Regions from separate parts of the Homo sapiens genome. Here region 1 is linked to region 2. A link is a contact called in ENCODE Hi-C or POLR2A ChIA-PET data. All regions are on one chromosome and are shown on one strand. The core of a region is the stretch at or near the end of the contact, and the rest is flanking DNA. Distances in the headings are between cores, read along the strand shown.

The links. Hi-C counts contacts between places; a loop is a spot of excess contacts on that map. ChIA-PET counts read pairs that join two places held with the same protein, here RNA polymerase II (POLR2A). Pooled maps may share reads with other maps.
Region 1: a map of IMR-90 shows a loop between it and region 2 (2.6-fold over the local background). The contact joins two enhancer-like sites. A Hi-C loop is called at or near these places in 2 of 168 maps with a recorded cell type or tissue (IMR-90 and vagina) and 1 of 50 pooled maps. POLR2A ChIA-PET finds 5 or more read pairs at or near these places in 1 of 52 experiments (Caco-2).

What each region holds. Positions count from the first base shown.
Region 1 is chr18:22,311,689-22,318,552 of GRCh38, reverse strand. All of the region lies in intron 1 of LOC101927548 (a long non-coding RNA gene), which reads left to right. Among named protein-coding and RNA genes, the nearest start is that of CTAGE1, 100 kb to the left of the region's middle. Within about 2 kb of position 4,357, at least 4 of the 41 ENCODE cell types and tissues checked have a DNase peak (open chromatin) inside an H3K27ac peak, as active enhancers do; they include IMR-90, where a contact is called at or near this core.
Region 2 is chr18:22,189,524-22,196,500 of GRCh38, reverse strand. All of the region lies in intron 6 of GATA6 (GATA binding protein 6), which reads right to left. Among named protein-coding and RNA genes, the nearest start is that of GATA6, 23 kb to the right of the region's middle. RefSeq lists an enhancer at 1,931-2,479. Within about 2 kb of position 5,585, at least 16 of the 41 ENCODE cell types and tissues checked have a DNase peak (open chromatin) inside an H3K27ac peak, as active enhancers do; they include IMR-90, where a contact is called at or near this core.

The DNA.
Region 1 (6,864 bases), core at 3,108-5,607, 120 kb before region 2:
CCAGGCAGATCTGCCTTTCAGTTCTGATTCTGTTTGGCATTGGGCAAGTTACCCTCTATAAAAGCCTCAGTTTTGCACATGTAAAATGATTACAATAAAGAACCCATGTTGGGAAAGCTATGCTGATCATATGCAACCATAGCAGCAGCTATTCCTTCTTACTGAGAATTGGCACAAGTCCTCGATTACTGTGCTAGGTGCCTTTTCACAGTCTTACAGATGAAACTGCTGAATGAAGGAAGGGAGCATAGCGTCCCATCTGACACTGGCCTCTTTCCAGGAGGCACCTCTCCACCCTGATAGAAGGGAATGAAGTCTATCTCATCTGTCAGACCTTGGACATAGCACTGTGGCACAGGCACCGTCTCATTTAATCCTCATAAAAATCCTACAGGGAAGGTATTGTTTCTATGCCCATTTTACAGATGAAGAACTTCAGTTAAGAAAATAACTTGCTCGAGGCCACCCAATGAATGAGTGGCAGAGGAGGTCTCTTAATTACCGTGAATGTAACAATATAATAAATAGTAGCGATGACAGCAACAACAATTAGTGACTATCGTGCATTTACCTTGAGCCAGGCACTGATGTAGGATTATTTCATGTAACCCTATCATCAACTCCGTGAGGCAGACACCATTCTTAAACCCATTTTATGTCGGGCGCGGTGGCTCACACCTGTAATCCCAGGACTTTGGGAAGCCGAGGCAGACTGATCACCTGAGGCCAGGAGTTCAAGACCACCCCGGGCAACAAAGCAAGACTCTGTCTCTATAAAAAAAAAAAAATTAGCCGAGCATGATGGCATGTGGCTGTAGTCCCAGCTACCTAGGATGTTGAGGTGGGAGGATTGCTTGAGCCCAAGAGGTCGAGGCTGCAGTGTGCCATGATCTCACCACTGCACTCCAGCCTGAGTGACAGAGCGAGACCCTGTCTCAAAAAATAAACAACCAAAAAGGACAAATGTGAGGCTTGAAAGGAAATGGTGTTGAGTGACTTGCTGAAGGCCCTGTCATTGGCGAGTAGACAGGACTAGCGCGTGGAACCTGGTGGTCTGTGTTCAGAGCCAGAACCCATCCTATATTGTTTCTTCAAAATGAAATCATGAATTTCTGTGTATAAAGAGCTTAGCCCAGTGCCTGGCACATACTAATTTCCAATATGCTGTTATTATAACGGTTATTGTTACTATTACAATAATAGTATTAGTTTTCTATTGCTGTATAAAAAATTACCACAAATTTAGTGGCTTAAACAACATGCATTTTTCATCTCACAGTTTCTAGAGGCCGGGTGTCCCAGCACAGCTGAGCTGGGTGCTGGTAATTCAGTTCTGGCGTTATCTATCTTGATGGTAACATCAGACCTCACAAGGCTGCAATCAAGGTGTTGGCTGGCTTGCATTCCTTCTGGAGCTGAGCAGCCTTTTCCAGGCTTATGTGATCGTTAGCAGAATTCAGTTCCTTGTTGTTGTAGGACTGACTGAAGGCTCCTAGCTTCTAACTGGATGTTGGCTAGAGGCCACCTTCGGGTCCTAGAGGTCCCTGAGGGGGCCAGCCATGTGGCCTTCTCTGAAAGAAGCTCACGTCAGAGCAACTGGCTTCTTCAAGGCCAGCAGGAGAATTTCTCCCTCCAGTCTAAGACGGAGTCTGATAGTCATAATCACAGGAATGATGTCGCAGCGGCTTTGCCATAGTCTATTGTCAGATGCAAGTCATAGGTCTCACCAAGCTCGAGAGGAGGGAGTTACACAGGTTGGGCCACTGCGAGCCACCTTAGGATGTGACCAGCACACATTCCTTGGCTTCAATTTTTATTTTCTTTCCCACTTACCTTAATTTCCTTTTCATCTCCGAAGGGTACCCTCACCCATTTCATCCTCACCTTCATAGCCACAACAAAGCATTTTCTTACTATACCAGTAAAATGATCAGATTCATTCTATTTCCCAGATTTGTAGAAAGGTTGGGGGGTGGGGTAAGCACACTCGCTGTTGCTCTACCCTCTCTCGCAACACTTCTGATGCCAATTCTGAAGAAAGATACTCTGTTTCTCTCCTACTGTGCTTGCATCACAGCCCAGAACACTTCTGTGACCAGACACAGAGGGGATTTTCCCCACACACCATGCAGTTCTCCAGCAAACACCAACTGGGTATACTATACATCAATTCAATCCTGACATTATCTATCTGGAGTTAGCATTAGATCCCATAGGTTGGGTGTTAGGGAACTCTTTGCCAGGAACTGGGGACAAAGACCAAATGTCTTTCATATTACACCGCAGTAAGGATCCAAACCAAGTCCTCTCTTTTTCTTTCCATTTTATAAGACCATAGTTTATTCATTTTTCTTTCTTTTTTCTTTCTTTCTCTCTCTCTCTCTCTTTCTTTCTTTCTCTCTCTCTCTTTCTTTCTTTCTTTCTTTCTCTTTCTCTCTCTCTCTTTCTTTCTTTCTTTCTCCTTTTTATTTTCAGAGTCTCACTCACTCTGTCACCCAGGCTGGAGTGCAGTGGCATGATCTCCACTCACTGCAACCTCCATCTCCTGGGTTCAAGTGTTTCTCTTGCCTCAGCCTCCTGAGTAGCTGGGATTACAGGCGCCCACCACTACACCTGGCTAATTTTTGTATTTTAATAGAGTTGGGGTTTCACCATGTTGGTCAGGCTGGTCTCGAACTCCTGACCTCAAGTGATCTGCCCACCTCGGCCTCCCAAAGTGCTCGGATTACAAGCTTAAGCCACCATGCCAGGCCAGTTTATTCATTTTTAAACCACTGTATTGATATGTAATTTACATACCATAACATTCAAAGTGTATAAGTCAAAGCACATTTACAGAGTTATACAACCATCACCATAACATAATTTTAGAACATTTCATCACCCCAAAAAGAAACTTCATACTCTTTAGCAGTCACCCCCATTTCTCTTGTCTCCCTCAGCCCTAGGCAACAACTAACGTATTTTCTATCTCTATAGATTAGACTATTCTAGACATTTGACATGAGTGGAACCGTACAATATGGGATCCTTTGTGACTGGCTTCCTTCACTTAGCATAATGTTTCTGAGGTTTACCCACACTGCAGTATAAACAGTATTATTGTGCCCATGGAGGAAGTTTAGTATACTATAGACAAAACAGCTGGAAAATGAAAGATTTCAACTTATCAAAATAGGGTTAGAAATAAACATCTTTATTTGCTTTTTCACCTCACAATTTTTTATGAGAACGTACTATACCAAAGGCCCTGGAAAGATGATAAGACAGGTAAAATTGAGTTACTCTGATAAAGAAAACCGACAAATACACAACGCTTTACCCTATAGGTCTGACTTGTTCTTCAACACACATAAACATCATAGAATCATATAAGGTGAAATTCAGGGTAAATTTTCTGTTATTTTTCGTTTTCTTTTTTTTTTTTTTTGAGACAGAATCTCACTCTGCCACGGTGCTATCACAGCTCACCGCAGCCTCACCATTCTGGACTCAGGCAATCCTCCCACCTCTGCCTCCCAAGTAGCTGGGACTACAGGAACGTGCCACCTCACCCAGCTATTATTTAAATTTTTTGTAAAGACAAGGTTTCATCATGTCACCCAGGCTGGTCTCGAACTCCTGGACTCAAGCAATCAGCCCGCCTTGGCCTCCCAAAGTGCTGAGATTACAGGCCCCTGGCCACAGTAAATTTTCAACTCACTAGAATAAACAGAATCCAAAAGTAGTTTCTCTGAGAGGTGAATTGTATTTTAGGGGAAAAAAATAATGTTAACCAATACTTTCTGCTTTGAGTTACATTGAAGCTTGATGATTTTTATTTTTTTAATGGGGCAGGGGTTGTTTGGAAGATGTCACATCTTGGGAGTGTGCCTGAGAGGCCTGGCTTGCATGTTGTGTCAAAGAAATCGGGGCAGGGCCGGCATTTCTGTGGGGGCTGGTGCTGCCTGCCTTGACATCAGCCCTAGTCATCTCATTCTGCAGTGATGTGGTCATGGATGTATGTGCTCCAAGCCTGGAGGAATTTCACTGTGCTGTAACAGTTTTTCATTTACTGGAGGTCAGGGTTTGAATATCGAAAACACTTCTGATTTAGACAAGTTGAGGAATGATGAGACTAAAAGGTTTCTGTCAGCAAGAACTAACCTCTATGTGGGAACCCAGGATGTTGCACTGGAGTCGCTAAAGGGCAAGTTCAAGAATCCTTAAAACGATGAAGTATCTATCAGATCAGCTGAAGAAAACAGTAAAGTAATGAAACATATACCACAAATGTGATATTCGTAGTGTTTCCAAACATTCCTCTGGGAAAAGCAAGATGCTTGCTCAAGATTTTCAGACAGAGCCCCAGGACTTCAAGCTCTGGTCGTGGAGTGAGGCCAGAGTTTCACCATGGGACCAGCCCCTCCCACAGACAGCAGCCCGGGCCTCCTATGACCGGCTGCTACCTTGGAGGAGGATGTCCTTAGAAGCAGGCTGATGGGGGCCTCAAGAAGATATCTCACCCCCAACTCCTTCCCTTCCCTGGCTGCTGATCTGAAATTCCACCATTAGAAATTTATATCTTTGCACCAAAGCAAATGCTCCTAGTAAAAAAACAAACAAACAAACAAACAAAACACGCATCTTTTATCAGCCATTTACACCTCAGTGCAAATGTGTTTATCAGAGCCTTTGCCAAAGAGTCTTTTTTTTAGAAGGGAGGAGATGAAAAGAGCTAAGCACAAAAAAATGCCCAAGGATGAAGAAGTTACCAAAAGCCACAGAAGGGCAGAAAAGGAAGACAGGATGCACCAAAGATAAATAAACTTGGCCTCTTCCCATGGGTGCCAACTTGAGAGGATGAAGAGCTGACTCAAACTTATAGTAATCAAAAAGGGGAAAAAGGGATGCAAGGTAATTGCTGTGATATGGGGGAACTCAGAACTGTGCCTCCGACCATAAAGAGGAGGGAATAGGACCTGGACGATGGTTTATAAGCAGTGTCCATCCTCTCTCCAAGGGGCAATCCCATGAAGAACAACAGTAATGTGGGGGATTTGCCTGTGCTGCCCAAAACAAGGAAGAGGAAGCAAACACCTGTCTTACCAATCACTGGAATTCCTTTGTTTCACTTTAGCACACCACCAGGAGCCTAAATTCTACTTAATCGTGCACAGACTTTCTGCAGTTAAAGAAAGTAAGCAATGTTTGTCTAAAAAAATGTGATCTTGGGGGAAAAGAGGCCGTGACCCAGGACTCACACTGAGTTCCTGTTTCAGACCTATTAACAGGATGACCCCCAAACCTGGCAAGATGATGATTTGTTTATATAACGTGAAGATTTCAAAACACTACCAATGATTACAGCTCAGAGCTGTCTGATTCCATGGGAAATCAGGGAACCCCAAGAGAAGTCATCGAAGAATTAATCAGCTGCTTTCAGAAAATCCTCTTGGTTTCCTCTAGTTGACATGGTTCCTGAAAACCATCATGCCTGTTTGAGGAGCTGAAATTACCTACACTTAGTGTCAGTTTAGGTTACTGGTGACAAACCTACACATAGTTGGACGGCCTATGTACAGACCAACAGCACTTTGGGGGATCTATCTACCATTGACAAGGTACTGATCACTAATGAAGGGCAAGTTAAGGGATACTCTTTAACATTCTGTTTTTTTTTTTATTTCAATAGTTTTTGAGGTACAGGTGGTTTTTGGTTATATGGATAAGTTCTCTAGTGGTGATTTCTGAGATTTTAGAGCACCCATCACCTGAACAGTGTACACTGTACCCGATACATGGTCTTTTATCTCTCACCCCTACCAACTTTCCCTGGCCCCGTCCCCAAAGTCCATTACATCATTCTTAGGCCTTTGCATCTTCATAGCTTAGCTCCCACTTATAAGTGAGAACATAGGATATTTGGTTTCCCATTCCTGACTTACTTTACTCAAAATAATAGCCTCCAGCTCCATCCAAGTTGCTGCAAAAGACATTATTTCATTTCTTTTTATGGCTGAGTAGTATTCCATGGTGTATATATACCACATTTTCTTCATCCACTCATTGATCGATGGGCACTTAGGTTGGTTCCATATCTTTGCAATTGAGAGTTATGCTGCTGTAAACATGTAGGTACAAGTGTCTTTTTCATATAATGACTTATTTTCCTTTGGGTAGATACCCAGTAGTGGGATTGCTGGATTGAATGGTAGATCTACTTTTGGTTATTTAAGGAACCTCCATACTGTTTTCTATAGTGGTTGTACTATTTACATTCCCACCAGCTGTGTGAAACTGTTCTGTTTCACCTCATCCATGAAGGGAGACACTTAACATCAACGCTAGGTGTGTATAGATCTACATCTTCCTTGTAAGATGTAGGTGTTCATATGTTGTTTTTTTCCCAAAATATACGTGAATTGCTAAATTCAAAGAATGGGAGTGAAAGATTTAGATATGATGCTCCCCAAAATTATTTTGCCTGCTAAAAATACAGCTGAAATGCCTAGAAAAAGAAGTTCCAATTCTCTTTAACTTGTCTCACATCCGATTCTCATTCCAGATAATTTTATTCTTCTGGACTGGGAGGAAAAGGCCTACCTCACGAACTACAGTGTTAAAGATTCTCCCTGTAAGTGAATGTTTAATGAACTGCAAAACCCATCATAAAAAGCACTTCAGATGGCCTCAGTTACTCCACAAACCAACTATGCCTGAAACACACAAGCTTATGCCTTGGTTGTCTTTTCAGTTGCCACAAGGAGCCTATACATTGAGAGTATTCCTTTTCTCCTATCACAGTGCTTTAAAAAACAAAAATTAAAAAAAAAAACTTCCTTTTTACCATGGAGAATCTAACTGTATTTCTCCTCTTAGAGA
Region 2 (6,977 bases), core at 4,336-6,835:
CCAAAGTGCTGGGATCACAGGCACGAGCTACCACACCTGGTGACTCACTGACTCTTTTTCAACAACCCACATTAAAGAAACGTTAACACCCTGAATGTTATTCTTACACCTGAATAACAATCCCAAAAGCAATTGGCGAAAATAACCTGTCTTTTTTTCAGACAAAATGTTAAGCTATTTGGCAGGCCAAGAGTCCTGCTATCAAAGGGCAGACAGACCTCAAATTCCATGAGTGATGCACTCCTAGAAATAAATCTGCTCATTTGCAATTAAAAGCAATAGCTGAGCCTGTCAGAAAAAAAATGGGGCAAGTATTTGTGCCCAATGCTTGGTAGCCTTATTTTATGTGTACATATAATAATATTTAAACATGAAATACTGCAAAGAAAGGCTGATGTTACTTACATGGTAACACCAGTCCCCTCACTCATGGCTGGCGGAGCTAAATTCTGGTACACCCACCTTACAGAAGGCAGTTAGCTGCAATGTCAAGAGCCATCCAGAAGTTTAGACCCTACTTCGCCCTATAATTTCACTTCTGGAAATGTATTATAAGGAAATAATTCAAAAGAAGGGAAAGGCTCCGCAAAGGAAGCCAACCGTTGCAAGGTTACTTCTAATAGTAGAAACTATAGAAACAATCTAATGTCTAATAATATGGGAACGGTTTAGAAAAGCAGGGCACATCCGCTCAATGAACTATTATGCAATTATTAAAAATAATAAGATCATGGAGCAAAATGGAAAAAATCCTGTAATACCATGTTAAGTGAAAAACAGCAAGATATGAATTACACGTCATAACTGCAATTTATCCATGCACATGTGTAAGTATTACAAAGGTCCCCTGGGAGGAGGGGAGAAACAGGGGACTAGCTGAGAGGGCCAAGTCTATTAGCCATCTATACCTTTCTTTGAATATTTTTCTTTGAATACTTAAATTGAATTGCATAGTAAATCTATTTAGGTTGTTGCCAAAGTAATTGCAGTTTTTGGCATTGAAAGTAATGACAAAACCCACAATTACTTTTGCACCAACCTAATAACTTTGGGGATGAATAGAAGACATGAGTACCAGAAACACAAGGCACTTGAGGGACAAGCCAACCTTCATGGGATCAGAAAGTGGCTTGAAAAAATAGGAGGGAACCAGAGTCGAGGCACTAACAGGAGGGCGGGTCAGAAGGGCCCCCATCCGCCCCTGAAATCATCTCCCTGCCACCTGGCACAGGCCAGGGCCTGGCCAGCCACGCACATGTGAATCTCACAGTTCTATACAAGTTAAAACAATCAACACGTCAGCTCCATGCATCAGCGTAACTTCAGCTCTCAAAACCGATATTCTCTCACTCTGTCGCCCAGGCTGGAGTGCAGTGGTGGTATCTCGGCTCACTACAACCTCCGCCTCCCGAGTTCAAGTGAGTCTCCTGCCTCAGTCTCCAGAGTAGCTGGGATTACAGGCGCCCACCACTACACTCGGCTAATTTTTGTATTTTTAGTAGAGTTAGGGTTTCACCATATTGGCCAGGCTGATCTCGAACTCCTGACCTCAAGTGATCCGCCTGCCTCGACCTCCCAAAGTACTGGGATTACAGGCATGAGCCACCGTGCCTGGCCTCTAAACCAATATTCTAAAAGTAGAAGGCGTTCAGAGTTGGCACAGCTACTCTTCTTAAGAAGCCTGGCTTTGTCCTGTTATTGTTCATCTTTTAAGTCCCTTTCCCTCACTGATGATAGTCAAGAGATGCCTACTGAGAATCAACACGATGTGTGTGTGTTGGGAGGGGGGGGCGGAGGGGGGAAATCAGAGAAAAATATACTATGATCCTGGACCTAATACACACACATACAAACACACGTATAAATTTCAATTGGTTGATATATTTTCCCACAAATAATTCAACCCTTCAAAGGACTTTAGTTCAGATCGCAGACATCACAACCCTGCAAAAGCAGGCACTTCACTAACCTAGACCAACCTAAACAAACGTTCCTGAACAAAAGGGAGGGAGAGCTCCGGAATGCCCACAGCTCAACCATCCTCCCTCCTTTCGGCAGGCAGCACAGGCCAGGCGGAGGTCCCTGCTCTCTCCCTGATCAAAGTGCAAGGAGGGTGGAGCAGAAATCGGCTCTGTGTTTCCATTCAAGGCTTATCTGCCCTCCACCCTCCCACAGACAACTGAAAATGGAGGCACTTCCTGTTGAAAGAATGTGTTATCAGGGCCAGACCCAGCCTGGGCTTAGCACTGAAAGCTGGCCGGGTTAGGTGGGAGACAGGCAGAGCAGCTGGGCTGGAAAACTCCCTCTTAAAGGAGTAAATGACTTCAGGGAGAGCTTGGGCTGCTACAGATTGGGACATGGAAAATATCCGCTAGCCTGAGAAGTAGCCACAGTTCATCTTTAGATCACCTAGAATTTTTTTTTTTTTTTCCTGTGAGGAGCCTTCACTCATTTTTGGACACATATCTGAAAAGTCAAAGATTTCTGATTGGATCAACTCATGGAGACAAATGCCCAGCAGTGTCTCTGTTTTCCTTCATTTCGCACATCCCATAATGGGGAGGGCAAGAGACAGCTTCTGATGGGAAGGCAACACAGCCGAGAAAAGGAAACCCTGAAAGGGCGTAGCCTTTTCCAAAGAAAAACATGGGTTCTTCGGCTTGTGGATTACATGCATAAATTTCCTTTGAGGAAGAAAACCAGAGAGGAGTGTACGGGGCATGCTCTATCTTCCTTGCTGGAATCTCTCTTCATGCAGTTTCGGTCTGAGGAAAGAAAACACTGCGCCCCAGGCAGGCTGAAGGACGACTGTGTGATCCTTCCCAGAGCAGAAGACTTTGATGGTGATCACATGCCTCCTTCACTGCAAGGCAGACTGTCGGCTCCCCCAGCCTCTGATCCGTCCTTCCTACACATCTGAGTGAGACTGTGCTTACGGCTTTTTCTTGTGTGAGGGGAAGCCAGCCGTCCCTCACTGCCAAAGCTCTTCTCTGCTTTTGTAACCTCTAGGTTAGACTCCTGTGGTGCTTTATAGCTGCCTTCCTCCAAAGAGGAATTAAAAACTTTGTATAAATTCCAACAAAGGGGAAATGCTTTCCTGCAAATCGTAACTTCCACTATATAAACTACGATCATTTCAGTTTGGCTGGAGGTAACAGAGGACCAGATACAAAGTGACAGTAATAGTTTAGAAGGTGACACATGAAAGACACATGAACACACACAAATTCTGTCTCCACCAGGACATGTGAAAACCAATCACAATGAAACTCTCGAATTCTTAACAGCTTAATAAAACAAAGGAACATGGACACCTTTTCTCTAGAGAGAGAGTCACCGTCACCTCAACTGATGACCTAACTATTCAGCAGAATAGTTTTGTATATTTAATTCGGCAAACAAATTCCTTACTGGAAATTTCACCGGCTGCTCCCCCACTCTGCCCCAACCCATACCCCTCTCGCCCCTTCTAGGCCTGAGTAGGCAAGGTTATAGCCACACCAAGGGATGCTGCCCTTTTCAAGAAGACGAAAGCAATTCTATGCACATAATCTATTCTGGACAAAAGAGCAAATTGCTTTATGTATCTGTGCACACTCAACAGCAAGCATGTTGTGGTGAAGAAAGGCGCCAAACTTTATAAGTACTCTGGGATTATCACCAAAATACTCATGTACAAATATAAATTGCAAGGGAGAGGGTTTGTCCCACAACTTGAAGTCAATGAGGACCCTAAAGAAAAAGCTTATCTTCTAAATGAATCAGAATGAATTACACTATTCTAATCTTCAAATTAAGTGGGACAGAATCCTGAGGCAAGATTTAAAACCTGGTGAATTATGATCTTAATTTTTATAACAAAACTGACTTTTCAGGAGATGGATGAGCATCTTAATCTCTCCATCTTAATTACAGAAAACATACCAAGAAGCATTTACAATGCACTTAAACCACAAAAAGCATTAGGAAAGTACTAAGTATCAGAAGGAATAAAAAATTTGCTATCAGTGAAATACAAATCTCTAAAATGTGGTTACTTTCTTAACACAATAACTCTACGTCTCTAAATTTCCCCATTAAGAAAGTGAGGATCTTATTCTAATATCTTGGGATGAAAAAAAATGCCACGCAAATAAAGCTGATTACTATTAACTTCCAAGACCCGTATTTAAGTAGTGCTATTCTTCTTAAACTTCAAAGAGGTCTCCAGGCATCTCCCACTCACTCTACACAATACTCCTAAGGACCAGATGGTAGGAATTACTTTTCCCCTTTAGTAGAAGGAGGAAAACAGAGGCTTTACAGAACCTTGGCAGCTTGCTATACTCACACAGACAGAGCTGGAGCTAGCGCCTGGCTGCTGGAATCTGTTTCCTCCCAGCTGCTAATCCGTGAACCCCCAGAATAAACTTTTGACCATATTCAGGCTTCACCACGAATCAAGCAACTAAATTTAATGAGAGCTTTAAATGTAAAATACTTGTGTTTAATAAAATAAAAATATGGTTCTGCAGCATGTGGCCCAGCTCTGGTGAAACCGTGCCAGGCCAACAACCAAAACAGGCAGCACACCATCAAGTCGGATCATGATTTAAGCATCGTCAGATGTTGACTTGGAACCGTTTACTCGTAAGACCCCAACAGGACATTAGAATCAATGCCTAGTTATGTATTTGTCCAAATCATTCTTAAAATATGAGGTCAATAAAATAATGTCTTTGTGCTCAGTCTCACAAATTCTGAGTACTGGGCCTTTAAAAAAGCCTGATGTGATGGGTAGCTGAGTGGTGAATTGTCACATTGCCAACACCTGTCTATGGAGATGCTTTTTTAAATTATTAAAATTTCAGAGAAAATTAACAGGTAGGTCTAAACATGAACAGAACTAACAGATTGTACTTAATTCATATCCACTGGATCTTCATACTGCTAGTAACTCTTCTGGCAGACACCCATGAAATGCATAATAAATTACTTTTGTTCCAGTAAAGGAATTCGTTTTCTTCGAAGATTCATTTAGCAATAACCTTTCAGAGCAATCTAAGCCAGATTTCTTAAATTTGGCCATGTTTTCCCGTAACATTATTTCATGTTTTCTGACAATTTTGTATATTCTTATAGAGGCGTTGGGGGGGCGGGTGGGAGAAAACTGCAAAGAATCTGTAATTTGCAAAGAAGAGCTGTATTCTGGGATGAGGCTATAAGAAATGGTGAATAACTTCTGCCCACACTTATTCTTTATCCAGTATTCTGGCTATCAGATAGTGATAATGAGTCACTTATTAAATAAACCACAATTCTGTGATAAATTATGTGGACATATGTTACAAACTATTTAAAGCTTTACTGTTTCCTAATGTACAAAGCCATTGGATATTGATGTAGCACACAATGCATTTTTAAACTACTTCTTACCATCCTCCCTGTCACACACACACACACACACACACACACACACACACACACACGAGATTTAAAAAAAAAAAAAAAGGAAGTCTAGAAAAAGCCTTGAGATCAGAATGAAAGTATGCAAATCCGCATGCTTGAACATTCCCTGCCGGGGTGACGTGTGACTTTCACGCAAAGGCCAATGTGGTCAGACAAGAACGTGAGTTATTAGAAGGGGCTGTGAACATAGAAAGAAAGGGAGCCTGGCACATAGGGAGCATGAAGATAAAATGCCAACAAAATATTTATGTTCATGGCTTGTAGCATGTGGCAAGTGGGATATTAATAACTGTGATGATTGGTCAACTCCCTGGGAGTGGTAACAGCCCTGGACTGGGAGGCAGGAGACGTCGGTTCCAGTCCCGGCTTCAATACTGGCTTGTTTTGTGACCTTAAGGAGTCACTCCGGATCTTGGTTTATAAATGAGGCAATAATAATACCTAACCACATAACTCTCTCACAGACCCTTTGGGAGATTAATGATTTTTTAACCCCTTTGCTACTCATTTAGAAAAGAGTGTTTTGGACGATAGACTGAAAAAAAAAACAGGCACTTCACTATTAAGAAATGCTTTTTCAGTAATTTCTTCATAAACATTCATTGAAGACAATTTTAACATTCTGAAAAGTTCCAAAACAGCATTTGTTTGTGTATGGATTTAAATCGCAGCATTAGAAGGATTTCAGTATGGCAATCTTGTGTTTCTCTTAAAAGAACCTTGTTATAACCACATTAGGTATGTCAACAAAAGTAATTTTTACTACTTTTTTTTTAACTTAATGTTACCCAACTGCCATATTCTTAGTACCATTACACATTTGATTTCTAAGTATAACATTGATAAGAAAATTTGCATTAACTGTCTTAAATACATTCTTGGTCAAGAGCAAATAACTTCTCACAGTTTTCCCACCTGTTTCAGTGGGAGGATATGTGATGCTAAAATTATTAATCAAACTAGTCCAATTTCTTTAAGAAAACATTCTTTCTTCTCTCTGAAGATTTCAAAGAAATGAACTAATATCGCATATTAATCTAACACGCTGTAGTGGCAACAACACTGACCGCATCAGCCAGACCTGCGGCCAACGTGAAACCACGCGTCTCAATTTGACACGTGACCTTGGAACTGTTCTTTACCTTCTGCATCTCACTTAGAAGGAGGAGTAAAAAATAAAATGTATCTAAAACACCTGGCACATAAAAGGTACCTGATAGAAACTAATTTCCTGCCTCCCTATGTTCACTATCTTATAAGTGAGTGAGTATTAGGAAAGGGAAAAACTTCCTCAAAGCAAGATCACTATGAGAAAATCGAAGACCAATCCACCACTGTTTGGCTCTCGAGTCCTCTAGAAGCTCTGTGGCATATTCAAGTTAAAAATGAAGCACTAATTTTCTGCTCCAGCCCCAGCAGGCTCTTGCATCAGAGCTCGCCTTCATACTTTCCTCTGAGCAACTTAACAGTATAAGCACAGCATAAGTCCTTCACAAATGTTCCTTTCAGCTCTTTCACAGGAACTATAA